Linked DNA regions of Homo sapiens: region 1 is linked to region 2. A link is an interaction called in ENCODE POLR2A ChIA-PET data of the cell type or tissue named here. Cell type or tissue: A673. All regions are shown on one strand. Each heading gives the region's core, and the rest is flanking DNA. Links, peaks and the distances in the headings are about the cores only.

The links. ChIA-PET counts read pairs that join two places held together with the same protein. Peaks named below come from ENCODE experiments on the same cell type or tissue, not always from the same donor. Only the 100,000 strongest peaks of a DNase experiment are listed, where the experiment ranks them.
Region 1: POLR2A ChIA-PET joins it to region 2 with 5 read pairs; 3 of 35 experiments call an interaction of 5 or more read pairs at or near these places.

The regions. Positions count from the first base shown.
Region 1 is chr11:110,396,610-110,399,537 of GRCh38, forward strand. The region is part of intron 3 of LINC02732 (long intergenic non-protein coding RNA 2732); the gene reads left to right. Among named protein-coding and RNA genes, the nearest start is that of FDX1, 32 kb to the right of the region's middle. In A673, for the core only: no CTCF peak of the experiment used is centred there; DNase peaks (open chromatin) are centred at 1,195 and 1,502; H3K27ac peaks cover 2,219 bases.
Region 2 is chr11:110,455,680-110,458,607 of GRCh38, forward strand. FDX1 (ferredoxin 1) reads left to right here. Exons shown (of 4, transcript NM_004109.5): 3 at 1,239-1,368. Among named protein-coding and RNA genes, the nearest start is that of FDX1, 27 kb to the left of the region's middle. In A673, for the core only: no CTCF peak of the experiment used is centred there; no DNase peak of the experiment used is centred there; H3K27ac peaks cover 454 bases.

The sequences.
Region 1 (2,928 bases), core at 269-2,768, 59 kb before region 2:
TCAGCTCTGAAGGCTGTGAGACCCCTGATTTCCCACTTCACACCTCTATATTTCTGTGTGTGTGTCTTTAATTCCTCTAGTGCCTCTGGGTTAGGGTCTCCCTGACCGAGCTGGTCTCAGCAAGTGGCGTCCATTTGTGGGGGCTCAAATCCAGGTCGAAGGGTCACCGGAGCAATGGTTGGAAGGGAAAACTAGCTGGAGGACACCCGAGTACTCTTAAAGCAATCCCCATGGTAAGAAGGGGAGCTCGGAAGCATCAGGGTAACAATGGAACAGGTGTGGGGTCTGGTTCATTTCCCCTTGGAACTTTTCACACTGATAATGAGGAGGAACAAGAGTATAGTGAAGTAACAGAAGAGGTTACAGAGCATGTTTATTAACCATATAAAGCTAAAGTGGCAAAGGAAGGAGAGATTCATCCCTACCCTTCTGCACCCCCTCATTATTATTTTGAAGAAAAAGACCCTCCAGATCTTTCTTTTCCAGAGGACACCGGGCAAAAAGTAGTTGTCCCAGTGACTGTTCAAGCAGCACCTTGAGTGACCGCTCTTAGTTCTATTCAGGCAGGAATTCAGCAAGCTAGATGAGAGGGTGATTTAGAGGCTTGGCAGTTCCCTGTTAGACTACAACTCCCAGATCAACGGGGAAGTATTATAGCTACATTTGAGCATTTTCCTTTTAAATTACTCAAAGAATTTAAACAAGCTATAAATCAGTATGGACCAGGTTCTCCTTTTGTAATGGGACCGTTAAAGAATGTTGCTGTTTCCAGTTGGATGATTCCTACTGACTGGGATGCTGTTACTCAAGCTTGTCTAACTCCTGGTCAGTTCTTACAATTTAAAACTTGGTGGGCAGATGAAGCTTCCATTCAGGCTGCTTGCAATGCCCAGGCCCAACATCAAATTAATGTAACTGTAGACCAACTTTTGGGGGTTGGCGGCTGGGCTGGTTTAGATGCGCAACTGGTCATGCAGGATGATGCCATAGAACAGCTTAGAGGAGTGTGCATTAGAGCTTGGGAAAAAATCACTATAGGTGGAGAACATTACCCTTCCTTTAGTGCTATAAAACGGACCAAGAGAACCATATGTTGATTTTATAGCTCAGTTACAGGAGTCTCTTAAAAAGATGATTGCAGATTCGGCTGCTCAGGTTATAGTGTTGCAGTTATTAGCTTTTGACAATGCTAATGCCGATTGCCAGGCTGCTCTGCAACCTGTCAGAGGGAAAGCACATTTAGTTGATTACATCAAGGCCTGTGATGGTATCAGAGGTAATCTGCATAAAGCTACTTTGTTGGCACAGGAAATGGCAGGACTGAGAGTGGATAAAGGAAATACTCCATTTCCTGGAGCTTGTTTTAACTATGGGAAGCATGGTCATACTAAAAAAGAATGTAGAAAAAAATCAGTGAGTCAGGCAGCCAGATGGGGAAAAAGGAAAACTGCTGATCCTGAAATATGTCCAAAATGTAAAAAAGGGAAATATTGGGCTAATCAGTGTCACTCTAAGTTTGACAAAGATGGGACCCTGATTTCGGGAAATGCCATGAGGGGTCCGTCCTGGGCCCTGTTCTAAACCGGGGCATTTCCGGCTCAGGCCATTCCCTTACCCCTGTACAATGTCTGTCCCCTGCCACAGCCGGTAGTGCCACAGTAGATTTATGCTGCACAAAAGCTGTGAGCCTTCTACCTGGGGAACCCCTGCAAAAGGTCCCAACAGGAGTCTGTGGACACTTGCCAGCGGGGACAATAGGATTACTTTTAGGAAGGTCTAGTTTAGGTTTAAAAGGGGTACAAATACATACAGGAGTCATTGATTCAGATTACAATGGGGAAATTCAAATTATTATATCTACTTCTGTTCCCTGGAAAGCAGAGCCAGGAGAGTGCATAGCACAGCTCCTGATTGTGCCATATATGAGAATGGGAAAAAATGAAACTAAATGAACAGGAGGATTTGGAAGCACAAATAAACAAGGCAAAGCAGCTTATTGGGTAAATCAAATTACTGATAAATGTCCTACCTGTGAAATAACTATTCAAGGAAAGAAATTTAAAGGTTTGACAGATACAGGAGCAGACATGTCAATCATTTCTCTACAGCACTGGCCGTCCGCGTGGCCAATTCAACCTGCTCAATTTAACATATTTGGAGTTGATAAAGCTGCTGAAGTATATTAAAGTAGTTATATTTTGCATTGTGAAGGGCCCAATGGACAATCTGGGACTATTCAACCAATTATAACTTCTGTACCTATAAATTTTGGGGGAATAAATTTATTACAACAATGGGGAGCACAAGTTCTAATTCCAGAACAATTATATAGCCCTCAAAGTCAACATATGATGCATGAAATGGGGCATGTCCCTGGTATGGGACTAGAAAAAAATTTGCAAGTTTTGAAAAAACCACTTCAAATGGAAAGACCAAGTTCCTGCCAAAGATTAGGAAATAATTTTTGATGGCAGCCATTGTTAAGCCTCCAGAACCTATACTTTTAAAATGGTTAGCCAATAAGCCAATTTGGTTAGAACAATGGCCGCTAAGTAAAGAGAAACTGGAGGCTTTAGAGACATTTGTTAATGAACAATTAGAAAATGGGCACATAATTCCAACATTTTCTCCTTGGAATTCTCCAGTTTTCATAATTAAGAAAAAATCAGGTAAATGGAGAATGCTAACTGACTTAAGAGCCATCAATTCAGTTATACAACCTATGGGAGCATTACAGCCAGGATTGCCTTCTTCTGGTATAATTCCAAAAAATTGGTCTTTAATAGTCATAGATTTAAAAGACTGTTTCTTTACTATCCCTTTAGCTGAGCAAGACTGTGAATGGTTTACATTTACAATTCCTGCAGTAAACAACCTGCAGCCTGCTAAGCATTTTCATCGTTTCACAGATGTGTCTAGTAATGGTAA
Region 2 (2,928 bases), core at 303-2,802:
ATTTAGAACTGTGTTATGTAAGAAACAGTGGAAGGACCTAGTGGAAGGACCTGGGGATGCTCAGCTGGGAGAAGGAAGAATGATCTCAAATAAATGAAAAGCTATCCTTTAGAAGGATTAAACTCCATGGGATAGCGTTGGACCAGTAGGTGCTAGTTACAGAGTGGCAGACTTTAGCTTGGTAGAAGCCAGCCGAATGCAAAATTGGCTGACTTATGTGGTGTCGGTTTCTTTGTCAGGAGATTTTCAAGTGAAGGCTGAGTAATACCAGGAAAGGGATGTTACAGAGCAGATTCGTCCTGGTTTAGTTGGACAAGGTGGTGTTTTAGTTCTCTCATCACAGTGTCTGGCGTACGATATGTATTCAGTAAACCACTGTTAAATTAATGACTTAAAAAATGGAACAGGATAAATATTCTGATTATTTAAGACCATAGTGACTTATTTTAAAATGACTTGATTCTGTCCAAATTACAAGGAGAGATTGAGAGGGAAGAACATTTAACTTAATTTAGCTATAGGTTTGATTGCTTTCTAGTTCCTCTTATATACCATAACTTTCATCGCTATTATGTCAGTAATTACTATGTAAGTTTAAAATTGCACAAATTTTTATATGTATGCATGTCTCAGCTTATTAACTTGTAAGCTCTCTATTAGGACTATATTTTCATAGGTATTCCTTCACAGCACCAAGCCAGAACCTTTGTGAAATAATATAACGTGAGGGATTTCAAACTCATGCGTGTGTGTGCATGCGTGTGCATGTGGCAGGAGATGGAGGCTTGTTGCCCCTGTTCTGTTCATTTTCACCTTTCATTTATGTATTCTTTTTTTTTTTTTTTTTTTTTTTGAGACAGAGTCTTACTCTGTCACCCCGGCTAGAGTGTAACCTCAGCTCACTGTAACCTCCGCCTCCCGGGTTCAAGTATTTCTTCTGCCTCAGCTTCCCTAGTAGCTGGGACTACAAGTGTGTGCCACCATGCCTGGCTAATTTTTGTCTTAATTTTAGTAAAGACGGGATTTCACTATATTGGCCATGCTGGTCACGAACTCTGACCTCAAGTGATCTGCCTGCTTTGGCCTCCTAAAGTGCTGGGATTACAGGTGTGAGCCACTGTGCCCGGCCTCACTTATGTATTCTAATGCTGATTCTAACATTTAGAAGCCTTTACTGAACCAGGTATGAATCGTCTGATGTAGAAGGGACTATGTTCAGTGTTTGTTGCTTTTGTCAGGTGCATGTGAGGGAACCCTGGCTTGTTCAACCTGTCACCTCATCTTTGAAGATCACATATATGAGAAGTTAGATGCAATCACTGATGAGGAGAATGACATGCTCGATCTGGCATATGGACTAACAGACAGGTAAGATTTTTGGACTGCTTCAATTGTAATAATAATCTGGGAACATAGATGTTGTATTATGTTGTCTATGTAAGACCAGACCCATAAATGTAATAGTGTTCTACCAGGTTAAATAACAGTCACAGATTTTGAGTATCAGATATGTGGCATTTCTCTTTGTTTTCACTGTTCTACAGTTTAGACCTTATGAAATTTTACAAAAGTAAAAAAAATTAATTGGAAGTATAAGTTCTAGATCCTAACACCTCTTCTTTAGTCTCTTTTTACTCCAGGAACTAATATGTATCACAACTGAATGGAGGGGTTAAATCTAATGCTTTTATATTTGATAATTGAACACAATTATAATGGAAAGTTTCACCTATTAGAACAGAATTTTTAAAGAAACTTAATATATAATAGTAATTATGTTAAAATGAATAGCTCTTTTTCTAAGTGTACCTTAAAGTAATCAGAGCTTATTCTTGTTATTAATTAATAGTTACTCTTAAAAGTGGTGAGATTTACAGTAGCAAGTGACATCAAGTGATATCTTATTTTTTAAAAAAATTATCTAGTCTTTTGATTGGAGTCAATGAAGGTAGCTAGCTGATATACTATTTCAAGGGGTAAGATAATGAGGGCATATTACTTAATTAAGGTTGGCTTTGTTTAACTCTAGTTTGGTGACCTTAATGACAAATAATTTTTTAAAAATTAAAGATAGTAATAATAGTTTTATTTCATGTGTATTATATAGCTACAATTTTGTTATACACTTTTAATATAAACTACCTCATTTAATCCTCACAAACATTTTCAGGTCATTTGTATTTATTTAGAGAAGAAGAATCATTTTGTTCCTTTTATAGTTCATTTCCCTCTTGGTGGATGTGAGACTGATAACCCTGGGAAGAGAAACTGGTGAAATAGTATCTCTTTGGACACCAAAGCAGAGTGGATTGTGGCTACTGTCTGCCTGTCCTCTCACATCTTCAGTGCCGTGTTCTCTATGAGCACCTCCTTTCTTCCCCTTAACACAGAAACTAAATCCAATGACTGTATTAGTTTGGTTCTGAGAATTGTGTCTCTTAATAAGAGAGTTAAATCATAGCTAACTGCTTGCTCTTTTATACAGTTACAATTTGTAGATGCCTGTAATAGATAATATTCTAATTGAAAAGAAAGGGAAAAGGGAGAGCTACAGTTAGATACAAAAGGTCTATAATAAATGTAAGCTAGCAAGAGTATTGATGATAAAATTTCCAAGTTTTACAGCTACACAATAGAGAGCAAGGAATAGCTTTTATGGTGTTTTATAGCTGGTATTCTTAAGTACACAGCATTTTAGTAGAAATACTTTGTGGGAAAGAGTATAATGGGTTTCACAGGTAGCATTTACAAAACACATTGACATATTTGGAATGGAAAGAATTTTGCTCAAAGCTAGTAACCACATGTAAACTTATTTTTAGGGTATCAGAAAGTTTCAGAAAAAGAAATAAGGAAATTCAGCCTTTTAGTTCATATACTTACTTTAAATACTATGTAAATGTTTTTAATTTTTAAGCAAAAACACCA